Linked DNA regions of Homo sapiens: region 1 is linked to region 2. Evidence: chromatin loops called from intact Hi-C (ENCODE). Cell type or tissue: psoas muscle. All regions are shown on one strand. Each heading gives the region's core, and the rest is flanking DNA. Links, peaks and the distances in the headings are about the cores only. Region 1 overlaps FOXP1 (forkhead box P1). Region 2 overlaps FOXP1 (forkhead box P1).

Evidence for each region. Hi-C counts contacts between places; a loop is a spot of excess contacts. Peaks named below come from ENCODE experiments on the same cell type or tissue, not always from the same donor. Only the 100,000 strongest peaks of a DNase experiment are listed, where the experiment ranks them.
Region 1: it touches region 2 in a loop (2.0-fold over the local background); 11 of 110 quality-filtered maps call a loop at or near these places.

The regions. Positions count from the first base shown.
Region 1 is chr3:71,502,598-71,506,987 of GRCh38, forward strand. All of the region lies in intron 2 of FOXP1 (forkhead box P1), which reads right to left. Among named protein-coding and RNA genes, the nearest start is that of MIR1284, 37 kb to the right of the region's middle. RefSeq lists an enhancer at 1,019-2,218. In psoas muscle, for the core only: no CTCF peak of the experiment used is centred there; no DNase peak of the experiment used is centred there.
Region 2 is chr3:71,309,020-71,313,409 of GRCh38, forward strand. The region is part of intron 4 of FOXP1 (forkhead box P1); the gene reads right to left. Among named protein-coding and RNA genes, the nearest start is that of FOXP1-AS1, 21 kb to the left of the region's middle. In psoas muscle, for the core only: no CTCF peak of the experiment used is centred there; a DNase peak (open chromatin) is centred at 1,812; H3K27ac peaks cover 545 bases.

The DNA of each region.
Region 1 (4,390 bases), core at 236-4,235, 190 kb after region 2:
TATTCAAAGGCTTGAACTGGGTTGCCGGTAACCAAGGCTCTCTACTGGATGAGAACAAGAATTATATTCATAATGATGATGTTACTAAAAGGAAAACATTACAATGGCAAATCCTGCAGTATCAAACCTAAGCCTCAGTTTCCCCAGTGGGAACATTCTAGAAGAAGCCAGCCATAACAACAGCAGGGGTAGTCCTATTAATTGATGACATCCATATTTTCCATGAAAAATTAAGGTTATGTAACCGGCATACATAACAGCTAATACGGGAGGAAAAATCAAATAATGTTTCAAAGAATGAAGAAACCAACTAGGTCACAACACTAAGTGCAATTCTTTTGAGATCTGTTTTCTGTGATGATTTTTGCCTGCTTTACAATTAGAAAAAAAAAAAAAAACAAGTAGTAGCCTCTAATGTAAAACTGAAAAGCCTTCCATTATTGGAAAAGGAGTAAAATAACAAAAGAGTTAAGAGAAGAAAAAAAAGGAACATATCTCTTGAGAGAAAACCAATGGTCCCTGAAGTAGGATTTAAAAGTGCTGTTTACATAGAGGCATCAGAAGAGCCCCTCTGTGGAGGTAAGTGTGAAGTCCCATAGCAGTGGAGCCAAATCTGTTTTCTAGAGAGTTCTCTTGGTCTCCATGTTCCAACTAGAAACAAAAGCCATCTTACCAGAGGCCTTTGTAGTTAGTTACAAATTACTTAAAGGAATAAAAATACAGGCCAAATTACTTGCTAAAATAAATAAAGCCCCCAGCCCCCAAATCATCTTCTAAGCTTATGCTCAAGTTAAGTTAAAAAGCAAACAGAATTTCAACATGATGAAACCCCATCTCTACTAAAAATACAAAAATTAGCTGGATGTGGTGGCACACACCTGTAATCTCAGATACCCGGGAGGTTGAGACAGGAGAATCACTTGAACCCAGGAGGTGGAGGTTGCAGTGAGCCAAGATAGTGCCATTGCACTCCAGCCTGGGCAACAGAACGAGACTCTGTCTCGAAAAAAAAAAAAAAAAAAAACACCACGAATTAAGGTTGTAGCACCACACTATGGTAAACCTCCTCAGTGACTCGATGTTATTATTTCGTCAGGTATGGTACTGTAGGGAGGGGAGAATGGCAGAAGACACAGGAAGCCTGTATGGAGCCTCATCCATCATTCAGGCCAGATCATGTACAGAACATACAGGCATCAGAGTACAAACATACTAAGTAGCCTTGTTTTCCAAGGTTATAACATGCTCTGGGGACATGCTCATTAGGGGGTCAGGAGAAGGAGCCAAGGGCATTTGGAGGCAGCCACTATTCCTGACTTTCAGATTCTCTTCTATCAAGGAAGAAGACCAAAATAAATAATTTCCAGGTAGTTTTAGCAGAAGTGCAGCAAGACCCAGGGGGTGAGTACACATCACAAATTCCCAGGAAGATCAACGCCATCCCAGCTTTGCCAACAACTGTTTGAGATGTTTCGCAAGTCAGTGAGCTTCTCGGAACCTGAGTTTCCCTTCTTATAAAATGAAGGCATTTGAATCCCATCTTTTTGAACAATACTATGTCATAATTTTATGCCTCAAATCGAAAAAAACACTTTGGGGGATAACCGAGAATTCCAGGCTACATCATCCAATCAATACAATACTTGGAGCACTTTCAAAAAACCCACCAAGGAACCAAAGCTACCATAACTTAAAAGGAGCAGAAACGAAATTTCAGATTAATATGACGTTGGCCAGTGACTAGTCATCAAGCATACTTCAGCATTTAGTTGTCTGAGCAGACAGGTGACTCAGCGGGAAATGGGTTACCCAGCCAGCCACGCTCATCTGACCCACTGCCTCAAAGTAATTTTTCCTCAATTTTCAAAACCAAGAAAGTAAATGACTAATGAAATGACTGAAGAATAACTTCCAGACAATTCTTACATTAAAAAATAAAACCAAACTTCAGCACAACAGTAAGTAGATGAGAAGAAAACAACCCGGCTCAGAGCTGTCCAACGTCTGATGGCCACAGTTCCTTCTGACAAAGGAAACGTGCACATTCCAGGGTGTGTGGAATGATGTGGTTTGGAAATGTCTCGAGGCGCCAAGGGAAGAGCTGATGATCAGGACAATGTCATCAAGAAAAGTGTCACGGAGCCCAAGTGGTGACATTTCTGTTGCAAATATGAGAAAGGAAAGGAACACGCTGGTCCTTCACCCTGGTGTTCAATGCGGTCGTAGGACTTTTGGATATTCTCCTGGGTACTTCCAGTTCTAACACCAACTAACATGTGCAAAGCCTGTGCTGCACTGCACATGAGGTACTCTGTCCATAGCATTTTCATCCACCCTCTTATTAAGCCTTATAACGGTGGCAAGAGTAAATGCTATTATCTTACAGATGAACGAACCAAGGCTGGTGAAGGGAAGTCCTTTACCCAAGACCACAGTCAGTGACAGAGCCACATCTTTCTGAAACCCAAGCCTCGTCCCTTAACCACCAGTGAATACTACTGAGTACCATTTTTCCAACAGCTCAAACAGGAAAAGTAGGAACGTTTGGAATGGTTCCCAAAATAAAGACAACCTGGCAACATAGAGTTATAATTCTGTTCAGACCTCTACGTTGCCTCCCACTGTCTAAAACCCTTGGCTTCTTGCGTGAAGTCAGGCAAACCCGGGAAGCAGAAAAGCAAGGACCCAAGTCACCCCTGGTAGTGCAGCTTGGAAATGAGACAGGACATCTCCCCCAAGACAGGAGACAAGGAGGGAGTTTATGACGGCATATGAGGCATGCACTCAGTCCTCCTATTGGACTGTAGAAGAGGGATGCTTTTTTTTTTTTTTTTTTTTTTTGAGATGGAGTCTCACTCCGTCGCCCAGGCTGGAGTGCAGTGGTGCAATCTAGGCTCACTGCAATCTCCGCCTCCCCTCCCAGGTTCAAGCGATTCTCCTGCCTCAGCCTCCAGAGTAGCTGGGATTACAGGCGCTTGCCGCCACGCCCGGCTAAATTTTTGTATTTTTAGTAGAGACAGGGTTTCACCGTGTTAGCCAGGATAGTCTCGATCTCCTGACCTCATGATTTGCCTGCCTCGGCCTCCCAAAATGCTGGGATTACAGGCGTGAGCCACTGCGCCCAGCCCTGAAGAGGGATGCTTTCTATTCTTCTCTCGGTCTCCCTTCAATTCTCCCATTTTCTTCTGAATCACAACTGTGGGCATCGTCCCCCTTCCTCTCCTACTTCTTCCCCTCCACGAATGTCACCTGTCACTAAAGTCTAAAGGATGAGATTATCACTTCCGCCCGGAAGCCTCTCAAATGAAATTAAATCAAACATTTATTGCACTGTGGTACCACATGCACTGGGTGAGGTGGGGGATACCCAGGCACAGTCTGCCTCTCTGGGCAAGAAGTTAAATAACAATGTGCGATTTAAATAACATTTCAAGACAACAATAAGAGCCTTGTCACCGGGAGTACATGATTAATTGCCAGATGAATTCTACAGACAATAATTGCTGCAAAGTTCAAAAGGAGGGAGCAATCACTTCCAACAAATATATCCCAGGTTGCAAATTCTCCACTGAGCCTTAGTTCGCAGTTGGCTTCGGCAGTGTTGGGAGTTGGCTGCCTGGGGTCCGATCCTGGCTGTGATACTCGTGGTCCAACCCTATTTAAGTTTTCTGGGCCTCTGTTTCATCAGCTGCAAAACAGAGGTAATGATACTTCCTACATCATGGAGTGGTTTGAAGATTAAGTGGGATAATGCATGTAAACCTTGAAACAGGGCAAGTGGTAGTTTTACATCTCCTGTCTCCACGGCGGCGTATCTGCTATTCGAATCCGCACACGCTCCCTACACTGGCTCCCCCTCCTCACCTCCCTGTGTTTGCCAAATCCCCAGGTTTTCTTTTCCAACTAGCTGATAACTTTTCCAACTAAGGGGTTCCACGGTATCCTTCCCCCAGTACCAGGCAGCTACTACGTCTGCCCTTGACTTAGGCTCGCTGCTAGCTCTTGCATCCAGATTTCCACCTCCATTTCTAATATCCTAGGACAAGAGCAGGAAGCTGAACAACTGGGGGAAGCTGGTCCTTCCCCTCAGTACCAGCCAGCTACCACGTTTGCCCTTGACTTAGGCTCAGTGCTGGCTCTTGCATCCAGATTTCCACCTCCATTACTAATATCCTAAGACAAGAGCAGGAAGCTGAACATCAGGGCACCTGGGTTCAGCTCCCAACGTTGCCATAGAGTAGCCTTGTAATTCTGCACACTTTACAGTTTCTCTAAACCTCCATTTCTGCTTCTATAAAATGGGGCTAATGAAAGTCCCTACCTCCAAGCATTGCTGAGATTAAATTATCCAATTGGAGAGCACTGTGCTCAATGCCTAGTCAACCAGCAA
Region 2 (4,390 bases), core at 123-4,122:
CCACTCTCACTCAACTTACTACCAAGTTACGCTTGCTGATAAAACACAAGAGGTTAACCACAACCTGAGGGCTTGCTGTAAGTAATGGAAAAAGTTAAATCTCTAATCAGATAGGCCTCATCCTTACTGGAATAACAATGTATCTGTTCCATGTGTCTGTCTCCTCATCTATCCATCTCGATCCATCCATCCATCACCAATTGCACATTCATAATTTTGCAAAAATTCTTTCCCTGAATTAATATAAAATATGGTCGAAATCACTGCGCTAAGAAAAAAGAAAAGCTGATTCTCTCAACTATTTACTAACATACTTAACATTTAAAAAATATTTTTATGAACACACTGTTGACTTCACAAGTTTATAACGTAATTTTTTTTTTTTTTCTGAGCAAGGCTTTTCTTTCAAAGTACTCTGACAAAAGTAAATTCATAGCAGAACACACAGGCACGAAGAAAATATCGCCAAGGGCAAAATTCTGCAACTGCTTTAAGAAGCAAACAAGAACACAAAAGATGTGTAATACAACCATCTGGCTCTCCTCTTACTATATCAATGCCTCAACCTTATCCCCACCCCCTGAGCCAACCCACACCAATGCCACAAAACCAAATGGCTTCACTTATGTTTCCTGCACAGCAAATTTACACAATGCAGTTAGAATGCAAAAGTTGATTTTGACACACAAACTAGCATCTTTTGAATTTTCCCCACTTCAATGATTTTGTTGTCGTTATCTGTTCAGAGTGGGACTTCTTTGAAAGACCACCAAGAACCTCACCATGATAAAAATGTTCTCACATGGACATATCTGTTCAGCCTCAAGAGAAGTCTCCCTGAAAACCTTAATCTCTGCCATCTTGTGCTTTCTGTTATCATCAGACTTTAGATGTGGACATAAAAAAAAATCCTAAGCTTATTCCAATTAGAACTTTTACTTTTGGGGGGCACTAAATGGTGGGTTGTTTCCCCAACTTATGATTTGAAATGACTGCACTAATTTTTAATTACCATTCTTGCAAGTCAGCACATTCACTGGAATTTTTCCTTATTCAGCTCAGTCTACAAACATTTACTGAGCAACTACTGTGGTATTAGAAACATGCTGGACAATGGATGATCAGAATCTATTATTTTCCCGTGTGCTAGCAGGACTTGCCTGGTACATGAAACCAGCAACTCTACAGTTTATAAAAAATCTTCCACATGCAGGCAGGCTGAAGCATTTTATTTACTTATATACTTATTTTTGAAGGCAGATATAACAGACATTTGAAAGTTATAGCCTGTTTGTGGGGATCTAATTGCTTCCAAAAGGTGGGAATGAATACTTTTCATGGAAATCTCAGTTTGGGTAAAACCAATAAAGCATCATAAATGATTCTCACCAAAGGGCAACAATGTAAAAAATAACTGAAAAAAAATTTCTTCACAGGCAAACTCTACTCTTTGCTTTTCTGCAGGGGCATGCTGGAGGCAGACGTTCTCTATCAGGCAAGAGTTCTCAGTCAGAATTAAGGTCTGCCAGGCAGAGGGCCACGTCTGGTTTACTTCTGTTTTCTCACTGTTGCTGGTCTTCCCCGATTCCTGCCTCCCTCTCCATGTTCCGGGATGAGACTTTGACTGGTTTCTCAAGGGGCTAACTTTTGGTTCTCTTCTGGGCGTTTCTGCCCAGAGTCCCCTGGTTTGGACAGCAGCGATCGTCTGTAGGACACACACAGTGAATCCAGCCACCGGATGAGGAATTCTGCTAATTGTTTAAGCCTGCACTAGTGTCTGGCCACCAGTTGGCAGACACAACTCATGGCTGCCTACCAGGCCTAGGTTAACACAGCTGGAGCCAGATGACAGGCTCTCAAAGATATTCCTCTCATGGCCACATCTGGCTCTTGGCGGTTCCCACTGCAGCTGAACTGATTCTGTTTGGTTGTTCTGGGCAAAAAGTTTAGGCAACAGATAAGTCGTATTAATTTCAGTTTATGACAAAAATATCAGAACATATACTCCATGAAGGCAGGGATTTTATCTGATTTGCATCCCCCTCCCACTTTTTTTTGTTTGTTTGTTTTTTGTTTTTGAGACATGGTCTCACTCTGTTGCCCAAGCTGGAGTGCAGTGCAGTGGCACGATCATGACTCACTGCAGCCTGGAACTAACTACTAGACTCAAGCGGTTCTCCCACCTCAGCCTCCTGAGTAGCTGGGTCTAGAGGCACGTGCCACCATGCCTCACTAGTTTTTTCAATTTTTTGTAGGGACAAGGTCTCACTATGTTGCCCAGGCTGGTGTCGAATTCCTGGGTTCAAGTGATCATCCTGCCTTTGCCTCCCAAAGTGCTGGGATTACAGGCATGAGCCAGTGTGCAGGCCTCTTGCTTGCTGTATCCCAGTACAGAGCAGTGGCTACGCAGGGTAGGTGTTCAGTAAATACAGAATGAGTGAATAACACTAATCAGTGTATGAGTGGAACAAAAACATTCCTGTATCTTACTCCAGCTACTCTGTTCCTACTGTTGTACGTAAAATGGCTAGCATGCTCGTGCACACAGAGAAGTCCTTGAATGGCTCTACAGCTAGATTTTATTATGGACACGCTCATCTCAAGAATGAACCCATGTACATTGTCAGTATAGCTGGAAAGACCTCCAACAATCCTTCCCTTCAAACTACCCAGTCTCCCAGAATTACCCACATCCCAACTTTATTAGTCCTTAAACTGAGAAACTTGGCAGCTCTGTGCCCACAGGGCCTGAGAGTGATCTCAAAGTAGAAACTTACCTTTTGGCCACCACCAAAGTGGGAAATGATGAGGCAACTTTTCCTGGCACCTTTCCATCCCATTTCCTTTCCCATGCCTCTCTTCCTAAATTCCCTGATATCTGCAGATCCCAGCTCCCTTCTACACTCAACTATGACCCAAGGCGAGGCTTCCCCAAAGCTCACCACCTCTCTAGCTCCCATTAGAAACACATTTAGAAAAGCCTACGTAATTTAAAACCAGGCGGGGCCCTCCCTCTTGGCTCCTTCACTAGAAAGAAGCCCAACTTACAGGCTGTTATGTTAATAATAACTATAAAGCTCCCCTGAGTCCACCAAGGGCTTGCTAAAGGTGAAGGGACACTTAATGGAAGCCTGGCAAGGGTGTACGCATATGCTGCTTCTTTCCCAAAAAGAACGTTAACACTCCTAAAACAAGAACGGCTGAACAAGGCAGATGAGTTCAACAAGCTCAGCATCTGGACTTCAGCGAAAGAAAGGTAATCAAGTGTGCTAGAGGAAGCTGTTGCTGAACTCATCTCCTTTTCTATCATATAAGGCAGCAGGGTGGAGGTATAGATAATTTTTTTAAGCTAAGTATAAGTTTCTGAAAAGAGTACTGTGTTCACTACGAAGAATTCAGGCTTCAAGCTCCCCTTGGAAGGAGCTGCTTACTTCATTAAAGGTGGACCAGAAAGATGAACTCCTAAAATGCCTCTCCTTCCCTGCTTCTGCTATTTGAAATTACTTTAAAAATGAGAGAATAAGCTAGGCTCAGTGGCTCACACCTGCAATGCCAGCTATTAAGGAGGGTGAGGCAGGACGATTGCTTGAGCCCAGGAATTCAAGGCTGCAGTGAGCTAGCATGGTGCTGCCGCACAATAGCCTGGGCAATAAAGTGAGACACTGTTTAATAATGGGGGAATAGGCCAGGCACGGTGGCTCATACCTGTAAATCCAGCACTCTGGGAGGCCAAGGCAGGTGATCACACTTGAGGTCAGGAGTTCGAGGCCAGCCTGGCCAACACGGTGAAACCTTATCTCTACCAAAAAATACAAAAAAAAATTAGCTGGGCATGGTGGTGCTTGCCTGTAGTCCCAGGTACTCAGGAGGCTGAGGTGGAAGAATTGTTTGAACCAGGCAGGAAGAGGTTGCAGTGAGCTGAGATCGTGCCACTGCACTCCAGCCTGGGTGACAGAGTGAAACCCTGTCTCAAAAATAATAAAATAAAATAAGGGAATGTCTTTGTACAATTGCACAATCACAATGAAACTTTAATTCTTTTTTTTTTTTTTTTTTTTGAGATGGAGTCTCGCTGTGCCACCCACACTGGAGTGCAGTGGCGCAATCTCGGCTCACTGCAAGCTCCGCCTCCCGGATTCATGCCATTCTCCTGCCTCAGCCTCCCGAGTAGCTAGGAATACAGGCGCCCGCCACCACGCCCAGCTAATTTTTGGTATTTTTAGTAGAGACGGGGTTTCACTGTGTTAGCCAGGATGGTCTCGATCTCCTGACCTCATGATCCGTCCGCCTCTGCCTCCCAAAGTGCTGGGATTACAGGCGTGAGCCACTGCGCCCGGCCAAGCTAATTATTTAAAAAGCAGTACAACAGGCTGCAAGTGATTGTTATCTA